2 separate regions of the Homo sapiens genome follow, and region 1 is linked to region 2. Evidence: read pairs that join two places in POLR2A ChIA-PET (ENCODE). Cell type or tissue: A673. All regions are shown on one strand. Links, peaks and the distances in the headings refer to the core of each region. The heading gives the core; the rest is flanking DNA.

The links. Peaks named below come from ENCODE experiments on the same cell type or tissue, not always from the same donor. Only the 100,000 strongest peaks of a DNase experiment are listed, where the experiment ranks them.
Region 1: POLR2A ChIA-PET joins it to region 2 with 11 read pairs; 1 of 35 experiments calls an interaction of 5 or more read pairs at or near these places.

Annotation. Positions count from the first base shown.
Region 1 is chr15:61,604,031-61,609,021 of GRCh38, forward strand. All of the region lies in intron 2 of LOC107984782 (a long non-coding RNA gene), which reads right to left. LOC101928850 (a long non-coding RNA gene) reads left to right here. Exons shown (of 2, transcript NR_187928.1): 2 at 375-1,211. Among named protein-coding and RNA genes, the nearest start is that of LINC02349, 120 kb to the right of the region's middle. In A673, for the core only: no CTCF peak of the experiment used is centred there; a DNase peak (open chromatin) is centred at 3,161; H3K27ac peaks cover 993 bases.
Region 2 is chr15:61,168,010-61,173,000 of GRCh38, forward strand. The region is part of intron 1 of RORA (RAR related orphan receptor A); the gene reads right to left. Among named protein-coding and RNA genes, the nearest start is that of RORA, 59 kb to the right of the region's middle. In A673, for the core only: a CTCF peak has its summit at 2,032; a DNase peak (open chromatin) is centred at 2,112; H3K27ac peaks cover 3,368 bases.

The DNA.
Region 1 (4,991 bases), core at 692-4,691, 440 kb after region 2:
CCCAATATTGCCTGTCTTATTGGTCTATTATGAAGTATAACTTTAAGAGCTCTGTAAGGGTAGAAGTTTTATGGTTTTTGTTCACTGGTGAATATCCAGTATTTTAAATGATGCCTGATACACACAGTAGGCACCTCACAAATATTTTTAGCATGATCATTTAGTTAATCCATGTAAAGTGCTGGGCACAGCACCTGACCTATACATGCTCAGTCAATATTAGCTATTATTAGTAACTCTTGCTATTTCGGTTAGCATCTGCCTCGTTGAACACACATAGCAGCTGGAAAAATGATCCCTCTTTTAAGATGATATTTCCTTGGTCATATAGCAATTTTCTTAGTCAACTGCCCCAAGCCCTTTCTTCTTCACAGACACCCCACCGCCACCTGCCTTGATTCACAAGGAGCACAACCTCGTCTGAAGGACTCCAATCCACAGAGTTAGGAACCCTCATGGGACCCTGCTCATCCTGAGCCCCCAACTAGCATGTGAGTTCCCTGGGGCTCTTTATGGCACTTCCCTCAAGTGGTTCCATCTACTTAATGAGCCTCATGTCACCTTATGAACCACTGCCTTTAATATACCCTACCCTACACACACACACACAAACTCCATATCTTCCATCTCTCCCTACCCCTACCACAACCCCTTTCCTTCCTTGCAGAATTCTGCTGATAATTTACTAGATGCCATCCTTGGGGCTTGGCTCAATTCAATCCACATGAAGTTCACAAACATGTATTAAGACAATCTATTTTTGAGGTATAGAAGGTACCCCAGGTGACTAACACAAAGTTCTTGTAGCCAAGGAGCTCAGAGAACCTGAAGATACCTTCACTGTCCTTCACAGTTATCTCAACCTTCAGCATTCCCCCAGAGAAATGCTGCCCTCTAGGAAGTTCTCTCCAAGGAATCCCACCCCTGTCCTGAGTATTTCTTTAATCTACAACTTTCCTGAGGCTGTGTATTGCACAGGGGGCGTGCCAATGGGTTCTGCACTTGTGTCCAACACCCTTGGTAAATCGACCTTTCCAGAGGACTTTGGAGCCCTTCGAGGATTCTCAGCATCTGCATCTCCCAGGAGCTCCCAGCATGCAGTTGGCACTTGATGACTGTTTGTAGCTAAGGTACTTAGGCTGATTTTATTTAATCTTTAGTATCAGGCTGATATTTTAAAAATTCCAATTTAAATAAAACAGTTTTAATTCTAGTTTTTCATTTTATGGCCTGTCTTCTTCTTGACCTCCTCAAAGCCTTTACACAAATCCACTTGACTTTTCCATCACAAATTGTGGGTTTATTGTTTCTCTGGAATTGAAGGGAGAATTTATTCAAATTTGACCTAAAGCTATAGACAATAAGTCACTAGAAACAGTTCCCCCAGACATAACTATGTCTCTACCCAGTAGAGTAGCCCCAAAGGAATTCTTACGGCCTAGTTATGTCCTCCAGGTTAGGAGGATCGGGGGTAGGAGTGGGGGGAGTTCCACACCGAATATGCTGACACTGCACTAACTATATAGCAGGCACCCTGTAATGACACCTTTGGATAACACAGAAAATGATTGTGTTCCAAGGATGAGCTGTAATGAGAGGGGAGGGTACAGAGAGCCACAGGCGGCACTGTTTCCAATCTAACAACACAACTGGGGGCAGGGGCAGGCGTGTGCTTGCTTTCAAAATAATAAATACTGCTATGGTATTTCCGCCCAAGGCTTTTGAGGAGAGGATGAAGTTGGAAGAGCCAACAGGCATGAATGGATTTCTCATTCTCCTTCCAAGGTGGAAGTGGGAAGAGCAGCTTGACCAATTTAATAGTGTATGACACTGTTCTGTCACTGACAAATCTTCTACCAAGTGTTTATAGACTTCCTCTTCACTGATGTTCTACTACTTGGGCAAATGACTGGACCTCTTTCAGCCTCAGTTTCTTTATCTGTAAAATGGGGATAAATTATAACACCTAACTCATATAACAATCACACTCAAAATATTACATACATGTGTATCTACATGCACAGGTAGATACACATGTATGTAATATTTTGATAAATGGATAGATGGAATGAACTTACACACCTGGCTCATAGTAAATAAATAGTAAAAGTTATCCCTCCCCTGTTTCCCAAGTTCCCCCAACTTTTGATGGGAAAAGAAAAAAGCAAAATCAGCCCATTTGGAATGGCAATGAAACCCAATCTTTCACATGCTATATGAAGACAAGATCCATTCAGTTTAAAGAAAGAGCTCAAAGCCGCAAAGCATCATTCTATAATCCTTTACAGAATGGTGACACTTGGCTGATTTGTCAAAAATCCTTCTACATATCCACATTGGGTACTTTTAATGAATGTCAGCTTTTAAGAATCAATGACATTGACATTACTCCATGGAGCAAATACTGACGGCCCAACTTATAAATTCCCTGATGCCAGTATTAGCAAGGCAGCAAGATGAGTTTTCTGTTCGCTGGTCTTGTTCTGCTGTCAAATTCTGGGGGACTTGCATTTCAAGCAATATATCTAATCTCTTTAAATTAAATTATCTTTCTTTTGCCAGCCAGAAATTTTTTTGGAAGAATATTATCAACTAAGTGGATCAGAAAATATGGGTTTAAGACTTGCTTCCTGGGTGAAATGATATTAAAATGAATGTTATTCCCTAGATAAATGATGTGTTTCTAGGGTCATACACTATAGCTGTTAGAAACGTTTTTAACAGAATCTTCAAATCAAAGGAGGAGGGGAATATGAAATTAGAGGGAATTTCCTTCTTCAAAGGGATAGTGGGTATAATTTAGTTTTTATCAGAACAATAACTTTTCCCTCCTGAATTTGTCTTACCTACTGATTTTTTTAACTACTGATATTTAATTGTTAGAATATGTGTGAAATATTTTTCTGCATGAAAAAGATTCTCTGCCAGGCCCAGTGGCTCACGCCTGTAATCCCAACACTTTGGGAGGCTGAGGTGGGCGGATCACCTGAGTTTAGGAGTTCGAGAGCAGCCTGACCAACTTGGCAAAACCCTGTCTTTACTAAAAATACAAAAATTAGCCAGGCATGGTGGCAGGCGCCTGTAATCTCAGCTACTCCAGAGGCTGAGGCAGGGAGAATCGCTCGAACCCAGGAGGCCAAGGTTTCATTGAGCTGAGATTGCACCACTGTACTCCAGCCTGGGTGACAGAGCCAGACTCCATGAAAGGGAGGAAGGAAGGAAGGAAGGAAGGAAGGAAGGAAGGAAGGAAGGAAGGAAGGAAGGAAGGAAGGAAGGAAGGAGAAAGAGAAAAAGATTACCAGTTAACTAGTTCACTCATAAGCTGTTTTTACACTAAAATCCCCAAATATCTACTATAGCTTTCTAAACAATTGTAACTTCTGCCCTCAGCCTCATCCCCTGCTCATATGACCTGTCCACGACATATAGTTTGTTGATGGTTATAGTCACAAATGTTGATTCCTATTTTGGTGTAGCAAATACTCTCATTGAGTTCTCTCAAAACACATACTTACATGTTTTTTTTTTTAATTGCCATGTGTTTCAAAGCTAAAATAAACTAAGTCAAATTTGCTCGAAGGCTTGCATCTAGTAAGTGATAGCAGTAAGATGGAAATCCAGTCTCCTTGACACCCTAATGTAAAGCCATGTGGAAGTCACCAGCAATTGTCATTTTTACCTTTAACTTTAGGCTGCCTTCATCAGTGAAGTCTAGACCAGAGGTCAGCATGCCTTTTTTGTAAAGGGCACAATAGTAAATATTTTAGGCTTTGTAAGCCGTGTGGTTTTTGCTGCAACTACTCAACTCTGTGGTGTAGTGCAAAAGCAACCATAGACAATAAGTAAACAAATGAGGTGGCTGTGTTCCAATAAGACTATATTCATACAAACAAGAGCAGGCCGGATTTGGACCATGGGTTTTAGTTTACTTACTCTTTGTTTAGACCATATTTGTCAATCATGGCTTGGTTAGATTCGTAACACACATTAGCTGTGTTTATACCTTATGTCCAGGACAAAGTTGTAAATTTATTGAAGTTCACAGCTGGTCTCACCTGCCTTTCCAGCCAATCTAAGTAATCTAGCCCAATCCTGAAATTACGTAGTTTCTTAAAAGATACCTGATAATTGTTTAAGTAAAGGAGGGAGGAAGGAATGTATATACCTCAAAGAGCTTCTCCTAGAAACTTCTGGTCACTAGTGTCAAAATGGTATCTAGATAGTTTTAGTTCTACAAGTGATAATACATACATCTCTGTTTTGAGCAACTTCCAAGGATTTTAGAATGTTTCACTAATTTTCCCCTGAATTCACTCAATATTTATGTGATAAGAGGTGTTACTGCTGGTAACAATAGGAAATTAGATTGCTAGATTAAAATCACCAAAATTTATTTCTTGATTAGGAAATATCAAGGGCACACATACTTTTAAGTAAAACTTGCCAATAAATGAAGACTGAGATGATATAATGAATCCTAAAAGAGATTTTACCATGTTTGAGTATTGTGGACTTATGGAAAACCCTTAATGTGTTAAGTCTTTAAAGGCAAGACAGAAAGACATTTTTATTATACTTCACCCCTTTCTCTTTCCATATCGGTTTGAAGAAAGTTGGGTTTAATGCCTGGCCATGGATATAATGTCTCAAGATATTAAATACATTGTGCAACTTATGGTAACTCTTGCCATTTTACACTTAGAAACTACTAAGTAATTACTAAATGGCAGGCAATATTAAGTCAGCTACTATCACTGTTTGTTCAGAAACTTTCTGTTCTATAATCTAGTCAAGTCCAACCCACCATTGAGAAATGGGCAATAGCGTTCACCCCACAATACAGTAAGAAATAAAATAACCTTGAGAAGGCGGAATTTTTTCTCCTATCAATGAACTTATACATTGGAGATTATAGTGCTCTGTAAGGTAATTATTTCTGAAGGCATATAATCTATCACATGTGGATTTATCCCCTCCAAGGAAAGGAACAA
Region 2 (4,991 bases), core at 440-4,439:
TCAGACAAAACTCCACCAAACAGTTGTAAAAGCCCAGAGTTCTACTAGTATTTAGGAATATGCTGAGTGTTGTTTCCTGTAGAAAACTTGTAATGTATATATATAATATATATTAAAAACATACATATATACACATATATACATACATATACATATATATGTAAATCATTACATATATACACATATATACACGCGCGTGCGTGCGTGCGTGTGTGTGTGTGTGTGTGTATGTATTTTGAGACGGAGTCTTGCTCTGTTGTCCAGGCTGGAGTGCCGTGGCGTGATCTTGGCTCACTGCAACCTCCACCTTCTGGGTTCAAGCGATTCTCTTGCCTCACCCTCCCTACTAGGTGAGACTACAGGTATGCACCACCATGCCCAACTAATTTTTGTATTTTTACAAAATTACAAAATAGTAATTTTGTAATTAGTAGAGACAGGGTTTCGCCATGTTAGCCAGGCTGTTCCCGAACTCCTGAGCTCAAGTTATCTGCCCACCTCGGCCTCCCAAAGTGCTGGGATTACAGGTGTGAGCCACTGTGCCTGGCCCTTGTATTATATATTAATCTTGATATTTTTAGGATAAATAAAAACGTGTGTCTTAATGAGCGCTAGATCACATAACCTGCCTTATCTACTTAGCTATTTCTCTTGAACATCTTTCCTTGTCATTAAATGATACATGAAGCGTTTTATGGTTCCCCTCACCAGGAGTCTGCTCAGTCTGGTGGACAGTATGCTGGGCTTGAAATCAAAACACCGAGATTCAGTCCTAGTTCTAGCAGGTGCTAGCTGTGTTTGGGCAAGTTGTTTAACCTCTCTGAGCCCAAGCTGCATGGGTGTAATGCTTACCTCCCAAAGTCTCTGACAGCCTAAATGAGATCACTCATCTGATCATTTCTAGCTTGGAACCTGCCTTGGAGTGACCTCTCAATTATTACTCATTTCTATCCACTCAGTTGATGTGATTTCTTTCTCCCTCCAAGCCACACCACTCTTTGTACCTTCCTGTGCCTCCATCCTGCTGGATCTCACCTTAAAGGAGCTTGGGAACTTGCTGTATTCCCCCTGCCAGAGCATAAGAACACTCCTGAAGGCAGGGCTGGCCTGACTCCTCTGACTGGCCCCAGGGATCCCCTAGCATATGCCAAGTCCCCTGCAGACGCCAGGCATCTGTGGAACTGAATGGGGAATCCAGCCTCCCTTCGCCTTAACCCTTGCCATTCTGGGCCTTGCACTCTTACAGCCCTGTACACAGCTTGGAAAAAAAAAAAAAAAGTCTGGCGTCTTTTAAGGCCCTGGCTTGACGTTGATGCTAAAAAATACTTTCAATCTGGAGCTTGGCTCTTTGGGGTCCCGATGATACCTCTCTGCCTGGTATCCTCTGCCTACAGCTTCTCTCTTGGTGGCCAGCTCTGCCTCCTCTTCTGCAGGTTCCTCTTCTGTGGCAGCAGAGGATAACCTTGTTAAGTGAGAGGAAGAGTGGTACCCCCTCTCTGCCTCCTCCTCACACGGGACGTAAACACCACGGCTTCAGCAGGGAGCTAGTCCATGCTGAGGCCTTCTCCAGCCTTTCTAGCCTTGATGTTTCTTTATTGTTGTCTGTGGCTTGGTTTCGTTTTTCCATTTTCATGAAAAAAAAAAAAAAAAAGCTTTCTTTTCTTGGCCCTTCTTCCAGCAGTTGATTGATTTGCATTGGATGCTGAAGCCACTTCCTGTTTTTCCTTCAAACCCCCCAGCAACTGTCTTCCTTACAAACGGCCTCAGAAAAAAAAGAAACAGCTCACATTCCTGGTACAGGGCACCTGGGAAGAAAAATTCATTGGATTTCATCAGGAAGTATGATGTTCCTTGGGCAGCATCCCAGGGTGGACCTTTCTGTTGACCCTATCAGGATGGTAAAATTGAAAAGAACCCCCAGAAGGCAGTCCTCACTCTGCAGGACACCTACTCCCAGAGGCACCGTGTCCATCATAATAGTTCTAAGCGTGTGTACTAGAATTGGATGTGGGTGTGTTTACTTCTGCACTGCCTCCTAGCTGTGTGACCCAAGGTGAGCTGCTGTGCCTTGCTGATCCCCAGTTTCCTCATTTGTCAAGTGGGTTGAGTCATAAGACTTCCTGTATTGGTTTCCTGTGGCTGCAGTGATCAATTACCATAAATGCAGTGGCTTAAATCAACACAAATCTACTAACTGTTCTGAAAGTCAGAAGTCTTCAAATCAAGGAGTTGGCAGGCTTGTATTTCTTCTGAAAGCTGTAGGGAGAAATCTGTTTTCTTGCGTTTTCTACTTTCTGCAGGCCACCTGCATTCTCTTTGCCCTTTCTTCCACTTTCAAAGCCAGCAGTGTAGCGTCTTCAAATCTTTCTCTTCCTGTTTGTGTGTCCTGTGCTTTTGTCATTAAATCTCCTTCTTTCACTCTGACTCTCCTGCCCGCCTCTTATAAGGACCTGTAATTACACTGAGCTCGCCTAGTTAATCCAGGATCATCTCCCAACTCAAGGTCCTAACTGAATCGCATGTGCAAGGTCGCTTTCCATGCAAGGTAACAGATTGCCAGGCTCTAGGGATTGGGGTATGGACTTCGCTATTTTGCCTGCCATACTTCTCTCATAAAACCATTATGAAAATATAAAAAGAGCATATATGTGTATTTTTCAGCACAATCCTGGCACATTGTAAGTGCTCCAAATATACAGCCATGATTATATCAATATACCAATACCAGCACTAGCAGTCAAAAGAGAAGTGGTTGTTAATGCTTAGTTAGGTAAAGCAGAGCCATTTGGATCAACCTTGAATGAAAGCAAATGGAAGCGTAATTGGGGCTGGATAGTGCACAGACACATCCTTTTACAGTTTCATATCCTCACTCTTCGTTTTAAAAACAAATGTTTACTGGGCACCCTCTAGATACCATACTTTCCATTCCTCACAATAGTCGTTTCTGGTAGATGTTACCGCCTTACTTTACAGGTGACGACAGTAAGACTTAGGTTACACAATTTGGTCAGATTGTTCAGCTGGTCACTAGCAAAGGCAGGATTTGAATTTGCTATTGTCTGATTTAAGCCCGCCCTCTTTCCAGGCTCCAGGACTTGGCGACATGCTGGCTCATACTCACTCTGATCATCAAAACTACACCAGACCTGCCCCACGGGCAGCTGGCACACTTGGCTTTCAGGGCAGAAATCAAGTTCTTGCTTCTCCGGTGTCCTCCACAGCCCTACACCCATCCAGGGGCACACGGTGGGTGGGCTATGCCATCCTTGTGATCTTGCTAGGAACAGGAGAGCCCAATGAGAGGCCTAAGTGCTTCTGGGGCAATGGTTCTCAGCCCTGGCATGTGTCACAATGACCTGGAGAGCCTGCTAAGCCAGACTGTTGGCCCCACCCCCAGAGTTCAGTAGGTCTGTATTTGCATTTCAAATAAGAACCCAGGTGATGCTGATTCTGCTAATCCAGGCCCACACCCTAAGAACCACCCCTCTGCAGGGATCCGGAAGTAAATTTATTAAAGGAGAATACACTGCTCAGATGTGGGGTATTAACACTCACTGGTCCCCACCCACTCCACTTCTGGACTTCTGCAGAGCTGCTAGCCCTACTTGACTAATAATTCCCAGCAGAGGGGCAGTCTCCCCATAACCTATGACACATCGCTCACTTTCCTCCACTGCTCCTGGAGGTGGCCCCCATTGGGAATCTTAGCTTTACTGGCTACATCTTTAGCAGAGAGGCCTGGGTCATCTGTCCTCCCTGTATCTTCAGCTCAGCCAAACAATAAAATGCAAGACACAAAACGTTGCCTTTGAAAATGAGGCAGCTGGGGAGAGGAACGATGCCTTTAAAAGGGCAAAGGTTCTTTGGGACACCGATCCTCAACATCTCACCCTGCAGCTCAAAGTCAAGGCTTGCCAGGGTTCAAGTTCTCAAGTGTGCTTCAGTGGTGTTATTTAGATGTGACCCTATAGGCTGAAGGGCATGCACATTAGCATATTTTGTAACAGCTGTTGATGAAGATGTTAAGTCTTGCTCAGGGGACCAGTTGCAGTGAGAAGCATTTTATGAGAACAATATATATTGTAGACATCTGAATATATTTCCATGAGAAAATAAGGATGAAGAAACAAAAAAAAATGGTATAGTGTCCTTACACAGCAGATGAATATTTAATACACTGGAGCTTATCTTTAAGAGAAAAAAATACCCTTTGCAATTTTTCATGCTTCCTACAATAGCAATCCATATACGAAATGACAAACACTATAGCCACCCATATAAATACCACGTATTTCATTATTCCTTTCTTACGGTGGCACAAAGGCCAGCTGCTACATGAAGTATCATGAAAACATAAATTAGTGGTTATAAATAGCATATTTAAAGGATGAGGCCATCTAAAATCGGTTGGCTTAACAGAGGCCAAGAACAAGTCTGAGGAATTGATAAGACAGGAGGGAAACTCAGGTAGTATATGCAGATCCCAGGACAGCAGCCCACAGATGCTCCACCAGGGGCTCTCAAAACAGAGTTCAAGGGGGATAGGTCTCAGGGCCCCGGAGGAATGATCCTACTTTCAGTTGACCCTTGCCACCTCAGGAGGGACCAATTCAGAGACTGCTTATCACCACTATTTTTAACTTCTTGGCAATATAACCAGTACAATGGGAAAATCGCCCAAAGTAAATACATACTCTCCTTTGATTCTTCTCCTGGAAAGCAGTTTTCTACTATTTTCCGTTAGAATCATTTCCAGGGTAAATCACACTTCAGAGGCAGAGCTTAAGTCTAAGGGTCCCCTAAGGAGCATGTATCCTGGGCTGGGAGGAGCTAAAAAAAAGGCATGTCTTTGCTCTCTGCTGTAGATGCTGTGTCCAAGCAAGTCCTTTGAGAAGCCTCTGCAAGTTTTTCACCTTCAAGCCTCCTGCGTTATTACTATTTCCTGAGTTTTGCTACCAAACAAAATTACCTGTAGTCATATATAATTA